Linked DNA regions of Homo sapiens: region 2 is linked to region 1. The links are chromatin contacts, found by Hi-C in ENCODE. All regions are on one chromosome and are shown on one strand. Each heading gives the region's core, a stretch centred on a gene start or an enhancer-like site at or near the end of the contact. The rest is flanking DNA. Distances are from core to core; before and after follow the strand shown. Region 1 holds the start of CEP162 (centrosomal protein 162). Region 2 holds the start of NT5E (5'-nucleotidase ecto).

Region 1 (7,621 bases), core at 1,471-3,970:
TAAATCAAATTTCATATCATTCTAGGAAACACAAAAAGAAACACATAATGATTGAGAAACCTGTAACAATTATGGAGAATCTAAAAGTAGGAAACTTTGATGCTACCCAGAGTGATTTAACTACTAAAGTAGCCATTTCATTGACATTTTAGATATATATTTATGATGAGAGCTAGTATTAAATGGTGTTTTAAATTATGGGTCATGAGGTCAATTCATTTTATAAAAATGAATACAATAGTATACAGCACAGTGTAAACTCTCAAAAAATATTAATCATTCTTTTAATGACTATTATTTTGAAAAATGTATAACAATTCAATTCAGTACCAAAAATTTAGTGACATCCCTTCCACAATTCAGCATAACAAACTCTTGGATCCTATAAGCATAAGTTTTGTAGGTTTACGCATAGAGACAAAATGATTATTCACTCTTTAGACACAGTAACATTCATCTTCCACTCCTTATACCAAAGCTCCAATTCTAACCTCAATAGGACTGAACTCTGTACCAGAGCTGCAAATAATTCTGCATGCCTTGGTGAGTGGGGGTGAGAGGAGGCTGTAGAAGAGAATAGTGCCGACCATACCATGCAAGTCCTTGTAGATATTTGGATTTTAGTACAAATACAGAGAGAAATCATTGTAGGATTTTCAGCAATGGAGTAACCTGATTTACATTTTCAAATTATCACATTTTCTATTGTGTAGACAATGGGTTAGACGAGGATAGGAGTAGAAATAGAGAAACTTGTTAGAAGGCTAATGAAGCAGCTCAGACAAGAGGAAAAGATGCCTCTATCATTAGTAATTAAGATGTAAAATGAACAGAATAGAGACACATTTTGGAGGTAGCACCAACAAGTCTTGACGAATAAAATATGGGAGAGAGGGAACTCCCAGATTTCTGTCTTGAATGAGTAGGTGTATGGAAGTACCATGAAGTGTGACAGAATAAGAGTCCAGAAATAAGCCCTAAGAAATTCTAACATTGGCCAGGCGCGGTGGCTCACACCTGTAATCCCAACACTTTGGGAGGCCAAGGTGGGCAGATCAGGAGTTCAAGACTAGCCTGACTAACATGGTGAAACTCTGTCTCTACTAAAAACACAAAATTAGCCAGGTGTGGTGGTGGGCACCTGTAATCCCAGTTACTCGGGAGGCTGAGGCAGGAGAATCAGTTGAACCCAGGAGGTGGAGGTTGCAGTGAGCCGAGATCGCACTATTGTACTCCAGCCTGGGTGACAGAGCAAGACTCCGTCTCAAAAAAATAGAAATTAAAAAAAAAGAAAGAAAGAAAAGAAAAAAAGAAAAAGAAGAAAAGAAAAGAAATTCTAACATTTAGAGGTCAGCTAGGATAGACAGAGACAGTGAAAACCCTTGAGGGGAGGCTATAAATGTGAAAGAAAAACCAAGAAAGAGAGGAGACAAGTGTATCAAATAGTATTGGGAGATCAAATAAAGCGCTGTCATATATGTACACTTACACACACAGAGACAGGATTAAAAGGTCTGACAAAAGGGAGGTAAAGTGGAAATAATTCCTCAGAAAAGATTGGCAAGTAAGGTGAGGAGACAGATCATTTCAACCACTGGGAAATAATAGCATGAAGAGAATGTGTCAGAAGTGATGTTTTAGGTGGGGATCTCAAGGCATGTTCAAATGCTGTTAGGAAAAATCCCACAGCCAGCCAGAAGTCGAAGATACAGGATTAAGGGAAATGACCAGTGGAACAAGATCAGTGAGAAGAAGAATGGGTAAAGGCTCTAGATCATATGTGGGAAGGTAAGTCTTTGATAGAAGGTGGCAGGAAGTCAACTTCTCAATAAATGGTAGCTTAAGATATTTCTTTTATTATTCATATTTGCATCATAGTCCACAGCTCCTGGTTTGTACATATTTGTATTGCAAGAAAGACTTGATGAATAAACAGTTCTAGCTAAAGATGAGGTCCTGAACTAAGTCTACCATCAGCAAAACCTGCAGCTGTTGTAGATTTTACTTACACTATGCTAAATGTTGTCCTCTGAAACTCCAGCTAATGTTGCATGCTTTGAAAAAAAGAAAAGAAATAGAAAACAAAATCCAAGTCAGTAATTGTGAAATGCCAGTAAAGAATGCAGTTTTGAAAAGTAGGGGTAGCGGGAGGAGCAATAACTTAATAAGAATCTTGCTGTTTGCGTATTTTCGATTTCTTGCCCACTAGGTGGTGGAACAGAGTCCCCATCTAAACGACAGTTTTTTTCCTCACAGGTTTGTGTTTCTCTCACAATGCCTACACAGGTCTTTGCAGGCCAAAGAAATCCAAGAAATTCAATCTCTTCAAAATTGCCCCTTGGAAAAACAGAGCGCTCGAATGACAAGTGTGGGGAAGGCGGGAGGCGACGATGCGGAGTGCGGAAACACAAGGACCAGGGGAGCTAAACTACATTTCCCAGAAAGCCACGGGCTGGCCTACAACCACCGCGCCCTCCAAGCCTGCTGGAAGCCTCCGTCTCGCTTCTCCAGTAACCGGTTTGCCGCTGTCCCCTTTTCTAAGGAACGTAGAGAAAGCCAGGGAAGGAAAGGCATTTTACTGCAGCAGCGAAGGTTTAGCCACTAGAGTGTCTTTCTCAGCCGTGGTTATTCCGACCTTCGCTTGTAAAGGCATTGGGAAACCCACGGCCCACGTGACCAGCCCGGGTCATGTGACTCCAGAACCCGGCAGCTGAAGTCTGTTACCCTGACAACTGGTGGACCCGCACAGACCTTCCGGGAAAGCGCGGAATTCAGAGGCAGAGGTAGGTGGTAAGGTGTGAACGCTGGTTTCCCACCCAAATCGCCCTGGTCGAGGCCGTGCTTCATACTCGAGCGAAGGGCTTTAATTTTCCAGGTCATTCCCCTTCTCCGCCCGGAGCCCACGGCAAATGCGTCTTTGTCTTCCCTCCAATTCCCGAACCCGCGCTTCTGGGGACGGGGTCGCAGCCAGGCTTGAGAAGCTTTTAGTGGAGCTCACCCCTGACCAAGCTATTCAGGCCAAGACCTTAACCGCACTTACCCTGAACTGATCGAAAGTGCAAATGAGGGGAAGAGGTGTTACTCTGCACGATGGGGAGGGTATTGTCCGGGTCTGCAAGCCCTCTTCCCCTCCCCCATCTCTACAGAAGAAAGCTGGGATTTGAGCTGCTCTAGGGAGTTCAGGAGCTGGGGGTCGACCCAAGGTTGGGTTCATTAGGTGTCTAGGGGAACGCTTTCCGTTGCAAATCACTGGATTCTGCTTGTGTTCAGCACATAATTTTTGTCGGTCTTCCCTCGCTTCAAAAGAAACATAGTACTGATTTGTGTACTCCATTAACTTTAAGTATTCTTTAAGTATTTTGACTAAATTACTAATTCTTACTAAATTCTATTTGTGTATATTTTGAAACATCCCCGTATCTGGATACAGTCTGCTTTACGAAACTATGCAGTCTGCTTTACGAAACTATTACTATGGATTGGTAAAATAACGAGCCGAGTGATAAGGCAGCACAAACTGTCGTGTGCTTTGCAAGAAAGAAACAGTCCTTTGGATTTGCTAACTTACAGTTTTTAAGATTCCCTGTGAGGACCTGGTTTGTGTTTGAGAGGTACTAATTAACACATGCACACAAACATAGGTTTGGGAAATATTGTAGAGACCACTCTTTAACAATTGGATGTTAACAGATGAAAACATAATTCTGAACGTTGAGTACAAGACATCCTGTCAAAGCTGCTTTTCCAAATCAGTTTGCTTAATGAATTAGGAATCTCTTGACCAGCTCTTACTGGTTAAAAAAAATTGTGCATATATACTGAATCATAACAAATGTCCGAAGTTTAAGTCTGGTCGTGTTCATGATCTGATGGATTTCCTCAAAAGATGTTTATGTCTCTTGTCATTTAGTGTTTCCAATGTTTGAGGTACTTTAGAATGTTTACTTTGGGAGGTCAAAATTGTTGACTATGGCTAACTGTTCCCAAGAAGAGCTAGATGAAGAGTTTGAACAGTTTATGAAAGAGGTAAGTTTATATTTTTAAAAGCTATATTGTCAAATTTGTCTCAAAAGACTCATCCTTCAATTCTGTCATCTCGAAGATACAGTTAGTCCATCACCAAACTCTGAATTCCCATCATCCCTCTAGCCCTGTCCCTTTTCTGCCACTGCTAGTTCAGTGCCATCATCTCAACTGGGCTATGGCAGCAGTTCTCAACTCATGGTCCAGCATTCCTTTCACCACACTGCAGTCAGACTCTGTTCCTCCCCAGTAAAAGACTCTATTGGTCTCCCATCACATGTAGAAAAAAAAAAACAAACAACTCCTCCTTACCATGGTTTTAAAGCCTTTCATGATTTCACTCTTACATATCTCACTGCCTTCATATCCCTCTTTCACCCACTTTATTTATTCCACAGTGGCCTTTTTTCTTTCCCAGACATTGCAAGCTCATTTCACCTTAGGAGCTTTGCACTCACTGTTCCCTCTGCCAATAATGCTCCTCCCTTACTCTTTACCTGGCTGGTGAAAATCTTAACTTAAATATCACCACTTCAGAGAGGCTTCTTCTGTTTATCCAGTAAAAGGTAAACACAAAGTCACTTCTTAATCTGGTATGTATTTAATTCTTTTTATAGCACTTAGCACATTAATTATTTTTCTTGTATGGGTCTGTTTTCTGCTTCCCATTATAAGAATGTATGGTCTGTAATGTGATGACTCTACGTTCATTGCTATTATATATCAACATGTTCACTACTATGTCTACAGTACCTAATAAATACTTAATAAATATTTGAATGAGTATATTAAATGGTTATACCACGTTCTGTGTACAGTCATGCACCTCATAAAGATGGTTTGGTCAGCAACAGACCACATATACAACAATGGTTCCGTAAGATTATAATGGGGCTGCCCTATAAAGGTGTATCTTTTTAATCTTTTGTACCATATGTTTACTTTTCTATGTTTAGATACAGAAATGCTTGCCATTGTGTTACAGTTGCCTGCAGGATTCAGTACAGTACATGCTGAACAGCTTTGTAACCTAGGAGCAATAAGCTATACCATATAGCCTAGGTGTGGAGTAGGCTATACCATGGAGCCATCTAGGTTTGTGTAAATATACTCTATGATGCTCCTATGATGAAATCCCATTTCTCAGAACATATCCCCATAATTAAGCGATGCATAAAACTCTATTTATATAAATGGAGGGGCCTTGTAGAGCATTCAAGAGAGTCACATTTTAAGCTATTATACGTTATACATTCTTGTTAAAAAAGGGAGTTTAATGTAGTACAAAAAAACTTCATTATCCGTCTCATGGAAAAATAATGCCTTCTTTGTAGAATTGTTTTAAGGATTTAAAAAAGCATCTACCAATTGTCAAGATGTAATAGGCACTTGGAATAAGTTTCATTTACCATTTGAAAAGTTGATTTTTTAAAATTTCAAATACAGACACATTTTGAAAATTAAATTTATAGGAATGATTTTTATTGTAAAAGATAGCAGAACAGGCCTTTTAGAAGATGTTTTTATTCTTCCCTCATTTACCACCCTTCCAGCACACACATTCTCCAACACTCTCCTTCCCCCACCCTTCTGTCTGTGTCTCTCTTCCTCTTATATCCATCCTCAGTTGCAATGTGTCATTTTTTTTTTACTGTGAAAGTCATGATTTTAGAGTCATGCTAACTTTTCTCACTTTGATAAATTATTGTTCAAACAATTTATTCAAAGACATAGTTTATATATCTTTATTTTTTAGGACAGTAGTGGTAACCAGCTTTTTAAAAATAGCTTTATTGAGACATAATTCACATACCATTTAATTCACCCATTTTAAATGTGCAGTTCTGTGGTTTCAGAGTTATGTAACCATCACCACAATCAATTATAGGAATTTTTATCACCCCAGAAAGAAATCCCATATCTGTTAGCAGTTACTCCATCTCCTTGTTCCCCCTTCCCTAGCCTTAGGCAACTACTAAGCTGACTTCTGTCTCTAAATGTTTGCCTGTTACAGACATTTCATAGAAATTGTATTATATATTATGGGGCCCTTTGGGTCTGGTTTCTTGTACTTAGCATGATGTTTTCAAGGTTCATCCATGTCGTAGTATGTATTAACACTTCATTTCTTTTTATGGATAAGTAATATTTCATTGTGTAGATGTACCACATTTTGTTTTTCCACCTGTCAGTTGACGGACATCTGGGTTCTTTCCACTTTTTGGCAGTTACAAACAATGCTGCCATGAACAATCATGTACAAGTTTTTGTGTGGATGTGTTTTTGTTCCTCTTGTGTATATGCCAAAGAGTGAAATTGCTGTATCATATGGTAGCTGTGTGTTTGCCTATTTTCTAAAATGACTGTGTTATTTTACATTTCCACTAGTAGTGTATTAGTTTATCAGAGTTCCAATTTCTTTTTTTTTTTTCTTGAGACTGAGTCTTGCTCTGTTGCCCAGGCTGGAGTGCTGTGGTGCAATCTTGGCTGACTGCAACTCTGCCTTCTGGGCTTAAGCAATTCCTATGCCTCAGCCTCCTAAATTGCTGAGATTACAGGCGCCTGCCACCACGCCCAGCTAATTTTTATGCTTTTAGTAGAAATGGGGTTTCACCATGTTGGCCAGTCTGGTCCGAAACACCTGACCTCAAGTGATCCGCCTGCCTCGGCCTCTCAAAGTGCTGGGATTACAGGTGTGAGCCACCACACCCAGCCTAGAGTTCCAGTTTCTCCATATCCTTGCCAACAACTGTTGTATCTGAGAATCAGCCTTTTTGTTGTTTTATTTCTATTTATTTTATTTTTATTTTTATTTATTTATTTATTTATTTATTTATTTTTGAGATAGAGCCTTGCTCTGTCACCCAGGCTGGAGTGCAGTGACGCAATCTTGGCTCACTGCAACCTCTGCCTCCCGGGTTCAAGTGATTCTCCTGCGTCAGCCTCCTGAGTAGCTGGGATTACAGGCATGCGCCACCACGCCCAGCTAATTTTTGTATTTTTAGTAGAGACATGGTTTCACCATGTTGGTCAGGCTGGTCTCAAACTCCTGACCTCGTGATCCGCCCACCTCGGCTTCCCAAAGTGCTGGGATTACAGGTGTGAGCCACCACGCCCGGCCTGTTTTGTTTTATTTTTAATGAATCATATTCATTAAAAATAATTAATGAAAGTGCTGGGAAGCACTGTGGAAGGTTGTTTAAAGTAAGAACACTTATCATGTATTAGAAGTCTTCATTTCTTTTTTTCTTCTTTGTCATGGCCCTACAAGGTCAGTAGTACCATGCCTATGTTACAGATAAATTGAAAAAATGGGAGGAAAGAGAAATGGAACACCTCAAGGTGATACTGAAGTTTAGAGAGTAAGTAAAAAGTGATGCAGCTAACTAATTTCAGAAATTCAGATGGTTTAAGGAATATTTTTTCTTCCCTCCTCCTGTCTTCCTACCTGTTTGTTAGTGAAGACAGTTAAGTTCTTCTTGAACATTTTTAAATTGACATTCTTCAAGTCACTGAGGTAGAGTTTTTTGTTTGGCAAGTGGAAGATTGTGTGTGTGTGTGTGTGTGCACGCGCGTGTGCGCCCTGTCATTTTAGAAG
Region 2 (7,621 bases), core at 2,540-5,039, 1.2 Mb before region 1:
AGAATGTTGTCTATGTGGGAGGTGGAGGGTGGCGAACAAAGGACCATCTATCTGACTAACCTGTCCCCTGGGTGAGTTAAAGGCGGGGGCCATGGTTCCCACCCTGGCTGCTGCCTCCCCCATTTAGGAGCAATTGGCTAGGGCTAAGGCTGCAGCCTTATGGGCAGGAAGTGGGCTCAGCAGCCAGGGCCTCAGAAGCAGCAGCCAAGCAGAGAAAAGGCACCTTTCTAGGGGACCCTAGAGACCTGCTCAAAGCTACCTTCCCCACAGCCTGTCTTGGTGAGAATCTCACCTCTGGAGGTGGATACCTTCAGTTTTGTGCTGTGGGGAGATTTCATAAGTCTGCTCAATGAGTAACTATAGCAAAAATAGTTTAGGCAATGGTACTTAGGTAAGATGGTAGAGGGCAGGCAGGTGGTAGACTGTGCCAGGCTGTGAGAATCAGATAATCTGATGCACAACCCAAACCTTCCCTTCCTCACAATTCCCCTCCTCCCCACCCAGGGCACATGAAACTCACTTTCAGTGAGCACCAGCAGGGATTATCTCATGTATTCCTCACAAAACCTCTGCAAGATGGGGGTTATCACTCCTGTTTTACAGCTAAGGAACATGAAGCTCAGAGAAAGTAACCAGGCCAAGCGCATACTGTCAGTGCTTCCATGCTGTCTTCCTCGTGCCTCAGGGGACAACAGTCCTTCCACTGAGACAGCTACACTAACTGGAGAGTTTTGCCATCCTCTTCCCAGTTTTCTGCCTAGTAGTGGTTCCAGGGGGTCTCCAGGATTGCCCTGGGTCCTCTACAGCAATCAGGATTACTCCAGTAGGTCTAGAAAGTGTACACCTCCTTGGAAGTTCCTGCTCGAGGGGACTCCTGTGTTTTAGCTGGATTCTAGGAAATTCCTCTTTGTCCTCCATATGCTTCAGTCCTTTTATGTGGCTCCTTTGAACTAGGTCCAGTCTCCAGGAAACTGGAGATGCCCCTCCACAACTGTTTTCCACCCTGATTTGAATCCCCAGTGTCCTAGGAATCAATATGCGGTGAGTGGTTACAGTGGAGGAACGTTTATACCACAACAGCAATAAATTCTCTGAGGGTTAGTATAATATAAACAATTGACAGTGAAACATCTGTGCAATACTGGAGTACAGCAGAGCTTTAGCACATGCTTTAGCACTACAGAACTGGGATTTTATGCACGTCAAATCATGTTTGACACACCCCCAAACTGCACAGAGTAAGTCCTGAGGACACAGCCATCTAACCTTGCCATGTGATCCGCTCCCAATCTTTACCCCCTGCCAACATTACGTAAGTAGCCTATTTTTCCTCAGAACCCAATTCAATTTTCTTGAGCAAAATTTGAAAGAAAGTAATTTCATCCAACAAAAAGGATTCTGAACAAACACAGAAGAGATAGGCTGTAACTTACAGCAGTTTACTCAGGCCTCACCTAGATGTCCTGTCATAAACATTTGATACCATGATTAACACCAGGAGCTCAACTAGACTTACAAGAGGGAAATATTATTAGGGAAAACTAGGAATTCTTCATTCTTATTTTTCCACTAAAAAGGGTTCACACAATTGTGGAGAAAAGAGTGTCACAAAAAGTAAAGTTTACAAAGTCGTGGTTTATATGCAAAATAAAACAAACACATGTAAGTTTATTCTACCCTTCTGGGAGGAAGTGGAGACACAGGGTAGCAACAACTCAATTCTACAAATATTTATTTTGTCATTACTGAGTGCAAAGTATCAGGGAAGTGTAGCTGTGGAATACCAATGCTTAAGAGACCACAGAGTTCTTGAAACCCACGATTCTTCTTCAAATCCAGATGTGTGTGAGCCCCACCTCATCAACTCTGAAGGCTGAAGGATCAGCTGGAATTTCTGCTGCAGGGTGTCCCTGATAAGCTCAAAAGCATCAGAACGGAGGGAGCTTTCTCCCCTTCTCTCATCTCATTAAAATGAGCTTTCTTGTTGTGGGGGGTTGGGGAGGGACCTTTAAAACCAAACAATGGTGCCCTCTTATCATCTTTTCCTGTCCTCCTTTCTCCAAGTTTCCAGAGGGGAAAATAAAACCAAACAAACCCCTCAGCATTGTGCTCTCCTGACCTCTAAGCTCTTCTCATATAAAGTGTACTGTTAGCCTTCTGTATCCCAGCCTAATCACACTTCCCTTTCCCTTCCACACTTGTGGACTTCACAGATTTCTCTGGACGTTTCTCTGGAGATTTCTCAGTTCTTCCTCTTCCAAAGCTCTTTTTTCTTCTCCCAAGTTTCTCCACAGTCTTGCTGAATCCCTTTACTCAAGGCTTTTACACAGGGTTAAATTTGGGTGGTGGTTTTATTTTTTTTTTAACCACCATATATACATCTTGGTTGTACTTATTTATTACTGTGCAACCACCTCTGCTCCCTTTCTAGAATTTAGTGCAATAGAAAAGGCATTACCTTTAACCTAACATTTGGGACTTTGAACTAAACTTTTGCACATGTTTTAAGAGCCCATTATCTCTTAAGTTGGACTCTTCCTAAATCTCTGCCGCCAAACCTACTTTATTGAAATCCTTTGAAACCCAAGTCTTTCCACATTTTGGCTCTCTCTGAAGTTTCTTTCTTTCTTTCTCTTTCTTTCTTTCTTTCCTTTTCTTAACCCTATATTATAGTGTCTGGTAATAACAACATATATAGACACCACACTATGTGTCTGGTAATAATATAGAGACCACACTATGTGCACTATGTACAATTATAATCCTTATTTTTATACAGGATAGAACTGAGGCAAGAAAGAGTAAATAACTTGCTCAAGGTCACATAGAAGGTAATTGAACAGAGAATCTACCCCAAAGCTGTGAGCTTAATTACTCTCAAGCTCCGGGGTCAAAGAGATCTGGTGTCCATTCTTATCACGTCTCCCTTTTTGCGGGGATGGTGCCTGTTAATTTATTCAGCTTCTTCGACGCGGTTTCCCTTTCAATAAGATTGAGATAAAGCATTTTTCGAAAGATCTAGATTGAGATAAAGCATTCTTTGAAAGATCTAGCAGTAAATGAGAGCTGCGTGAGGGATCCGATTCAGTCCCTAGCTCTGGATAACTGTCAGTGCTTCTACGCACCCCACCTTAAGCCCCTCGCAGGCAGGACTGGGTCCTGCTCCTCTAAATACTCCCATCTCATAGTGGGGGCGCAATAACGTCCGTTTAAGACGAATCGTCCAAGGGACTTCTATGCATCCAGCTGGCACACTGGCCGGAGTCTCACTTTATCCCCACATCTCTCCGCGCCCTGGACCTAGGCTTGCCACACTCTGCCATCCGCTGCTTTTCCAGCCCGGCTCCTCTCTCAGTCCGGGACTACTATCCCGGGCGCGGGCTCGGGTCTTACCATGGCATCGTAGCGCAGGGCGTTCATGAAGTGCGCCACCTCGGCGCCCTTGTACACGGTGAACCAGATAGTGCCCTGGTACTGGTCGCCGGCGTCCAGCAGCAGCACGTTGGGTTCGGCGCGGCGGATCTGCTGAACCTTGGTGAAGAGCCGAGCCACGCCACCCATGCAGCGGCTGGCGTTGACGCACTTGCTGGAGTCCTCGCTGGTCTGCTCCAGCCGGCTGTGCACGTCGTTGGTGTGCAAAATCGTAAGCTCCCAGGCGCCAGCCGCAGGCCACAGCACCGCGCCCAGGGCGAGGAGTAGCGTCGCGGGCGCCCGCGCGGCTCGGGGACACATAGCTGTGGCGCGTGAACTGGGTGCGAAAGCGGGCGAGCCGGGCGAGTGCCGGCGAGTAGGGGCGAGCAGCTAGGGCCGGGGCTCGGTGCCCCGGCTGGAGGGGCGGGGCCCGGGTCAAGGCCGGGGCGGGTCCTTCTTCAGCCTGGAGGCCGGCTTGGCGGCCAGGCGCAAGTTCGCGACGTCACCCGATCCGACCCTGGTACCCGGAGCGGCCCTGGCGCGGCTGTCGGCTGGCACCAGCTCCCTGCAGGAAGAGTGGAGAGGTTGTTCCCGGCGGGGAGCGGGTACCGGCCGCATCCCGGCCGGACCAGGGAGCCTGGGCGCCGGCAGTTCGGCTGCTGGTGCGCCGCTCTTTCGGGGGCGCGAGGAAGGAATTGGAGGGGTCCGCCCCGCGCCTGGGTCCTCTCTGAGTCTCGCCTCATTCGAGGCACGGGTTTTTCTACAAAAGGAATGTATGGTTTGTGGTTGCGCTAGCTCATCACTTCAAAGAACCAAAGAAGGAAAAGAGAGGGGGCGGGAAGAAAGATGAGCGAGCTGAGGGGCAGAGAGGAGGAGTAAAGAGAGGCCGGGCAGAGGAGCTCCTTGCAGTTTCGGGCTGTGAGAGCCGAAGCTCACTGAGATGTGACGCTTCCTGTTGGGTTGAGAACGCACGAAGTCTACGATGCTTAGACAAAAAAATCTCAGAAACTAAGAAATCATTCGAATCCAGTTCCTTGTTTATTCACAATTAAAACCTTAGTGATAAAACAGAGGCGACGCGCGGACAGCTCCTGGAAGCAGAAACACGATTGGGGTAAAATCCGGCAGCTATCAGGACGGGAAGGGATGCTGCCCTTCTTTGCTTTTCTGGTCTTATTTTATTTTATTTTATTTTTATTTTGTCGCGTGTGCTTTCGGTGTCGCAGTGAAGTCATAGCCAAATACAATGTTAGGAAGATTTTCCTCTATGTTTTCTCCTAAGAGTTTTATAATTTAAACTCTTAGACCTTTAATCCATTTTGAGTTAATTTTCATATGTGGTATGAGTCCACATTTACTCTTTTTCATGTGGATATCCAGTTTTCTTAGTACCATTTGTTGAAAAGACATTCTGTGCCCGTTTTTAAGACATTGACCTGAGGTTCGGAGATTGTAAATCATTTGCCAAGAAAGGCCATGCAGTTTGGGAGCAGCAGTGCCTGGGGCTACAGAAGACCCTTGCTTCTGGGACACCCTCTAATGTCATGCTTTGCAAGGTTTTGCTCTGTCCCTCTTTGAGCACCTGCTAGAAGCAGGTAAAAGAACTGGTAGTTTTGCTGTTTTAACTTAAAAAAAGAATGATTTTAGACTTACAGAAAAGTTGCAAAGGTAATAAAGGGAGTTCCCACATACCCATCACCCATATTGCCTTATGTTAACAGCTTATATAACCAATGAAACTAAAAACTTAACAGTGATACGAAACTATTAACTGTGTTACTGATTTTATTTTAATTTCACCAACTGTTCCACTAATGTCCGTTTTCTATTCCAGGACCCAATTCAGGATACCATATTGCAGTTAGTTTTCCTGTGTTCTTAGCCTCCTCTAATCTGTGACAGTTTCTCAGTCAGTTGTCTTCAAAAACCTTGACACTTTTGAACAGTACTGGTTTCTGTATACTATCCCTCAGTTTGGGTTTGTCTGATGTTTTCTCATGATTGGACTGAAGCTGTGGATGTTTAGGAAGAATGCTACAGAGATTATGTGCCTTTCTCATTGCCTGGTATCTGTGGGTACACGGTATCAACATGACCTATCACTGATCACTGGGGAACTGATCATTTGTTGTTTCTTGTCTTTTAAACCTAAGCCACTGCAATAGTTTCTGAAATTCCTGTTCTGGGGATGCTACCAGATTTCTGCTTCAATATCATTTCCATGCCATTTGTTTTCATATACATCTAAAATGGCCTTTGATTGTTTATTGCACCAAGTTCAAGCTTCGCAAACTGGCATTTTGAAGTCTCATTTTATCCAGCCAACTTTACCTTCCACTGTTCCTCACACATTCCCTTTGTCCTCATTTCTTCTCTCCAAACCACCATTTCCAGTCTGTCCTTAGGCCAAGGCCCGGGGTTCCTTTAATTTCTTGTTCAAGTCAACATGAAGTTCCTTTGACTTCTTCACACAGCAGTGAGTTTTTCTCTTTTCTAAATTTCTGGTCAGTTCCTACAATCTCACTTTAATGTGGTTTTACTTTTTTTCTCCAGGTGTTTAATGTGTGTTTTTGGTCTTCTCCCCAAGCAATGGAAACAGAGTTGCTGCTTCAGTGGTAGTAGTACTTGCAATTCAAGTAACACTAACTTAAAATCTACTTTAGACACAGTGGGCGATAGTATGAAAGAACCAAGAAGGATTTCGGCTGTCCTGGAGCTGATAATGCTGCAAACAAGGTGAGGGTGCATACAGTAAGTAGCTGCAAAGCCATGAGGATCATAGAAAATTTCCCAAGTCCATGAGGAAAGAAAAATATACAGGCAAAAATTTACATACAAATCAGGGCTTTATTTATTGTTTCATCAGTTGATTAGACTTAAGAAAGTAATGAAGAAAATGTCAAAATAATGCAGAATAAACTTAAAAGTGTGTGGTGCTAATATCCATTACATTGGGAATAGCCCCCCAAATTGAGAAAATATTATTTCAGTACATATTAGAAAACTATTTTCTGACTCAGGAAAAATCTCACTCACATCATTGATGAACAATATATCTAGTGCTAAAACTAGGTTTTAATTTAATGACTATAGCCTGTACTACACTCATTATATAATAGGGTGACAAATACTTTAATAATAGATTACATATTACATCCAATAACAATACGTTATTGATTTATTAGAAAATAAATGGGTATATAACTCCATTTGTCAAATCAGTTCAGCCGGAACCATAGGTTGGCTATGGATTGCAAAAGTTCTGCAAAAATCAATGAAAGCAGTCTGTAGGAACCAATAGTAAAATTTACAAATAGTAAATTGTGTGTAACAATCTTTTATATCAGAAAAATTTATAATAAATATGTATGTATATAAATGCATGCGTTTTTCTTTAAGAGTCAGTTGTTGAACATTTACCAGCACACCACTGGAGCTATCTAATGGATAATATATATTTAAGTTTCTTTTGTGATGAGAACCTATTTTATATCTTATCACAAAGTCTTTAATAAAATATCAATTTTTCTTTAAATTTGCTGAGATAGATTTATTTAGGTGGGCTGAATTAAAAATCTGAGACCTGCTTTTAGGTGAATGCGGGGTGAAAACAGGGACCGGCCAGGCGCGGTGGCTCACACCTGTAATCCCAGCACTTCGGGAGGCCGAGGCGGGTGGATGACCTGAAGTCAGGAGTTTGAAACCAGCCTGGCCAATATGGTGAAACCCCATGTCTACTAAAAATACACAAAATTAGCCAGGTGTGGTGGCGGGCGCCTGGAGTCCTAGCTACTTGGGAGGCTGAGGCAGGAGAATCTCTTGAACCCTTGGAGGCAGAGGTTGCAGTGAGCTGAGATCACGCCGTTGCACTCCAGCCTGGGCAACAAGAGCAAAACTCTGTCTCAAAAAAGAAAAAAAAGAAAGAAAACAGAGGGACCTTGTCATAGGCATCCTGGCACATTTGGATTATGCTGTTAAATGACTATTAATATTTCATCTTATTGGTAAGAAAACTTAATGTGATATTTAACCTGGCTGAATAATTTGCTTAAGATCATTCATGTCCAAGTAAGTGGCAGTCAGGTTTTGAGCACAATTGAATTCCAATACTCAGGTTACATTGTTAAGTCTTCACAAAAGCATGAAGGGTAAATATTATTATCTGCTCCCCACCCCCACTTTTTCTGTGGTGAGAACGCTTAAAATCTAC

What was found. Hi-C counts contacts between places; a loop is a spot of excess contacts on that map. Pooled maps may share reads with other maps.
Region 2: a loop to region 1 is called in a pooled map, with 5 times the contacts of the local background. The contact joins the promoter of NT5E here to the promoter of CEP162 in region 1. A Hi-C loop is called at or near these places in 9 of 50 pooled maps.

Annotation. Positions count from the first base shown.
Region 1 is chr6:84,222,742-84,230,362 of GRCh38, reverse strand. CEP162 (centrosomal protein 162) reads left to right here and starts at 2,720. Exons shown (of 27, transcript NM_014895.4): 1 at 2,720-2,783; 2 at 3,911-4,026. The coding sequence starts at 3,970. RefSeq lists enhancers at 2,245-2,404, 2,306-2,806, 2,807-3,307.
Region 2 is chr6:85,446,251-85,453,871 of GRCh38, reverse strand. NT5E (5'-nucleotidase ecto) reads right to left here and starts at 3,789. Exons shown (of 9, transcript NM_002526.4): 1 at 3,394-3,789. The coding sequence starts at 3,732. RefSeq lists a silencer at 3,727-3,996.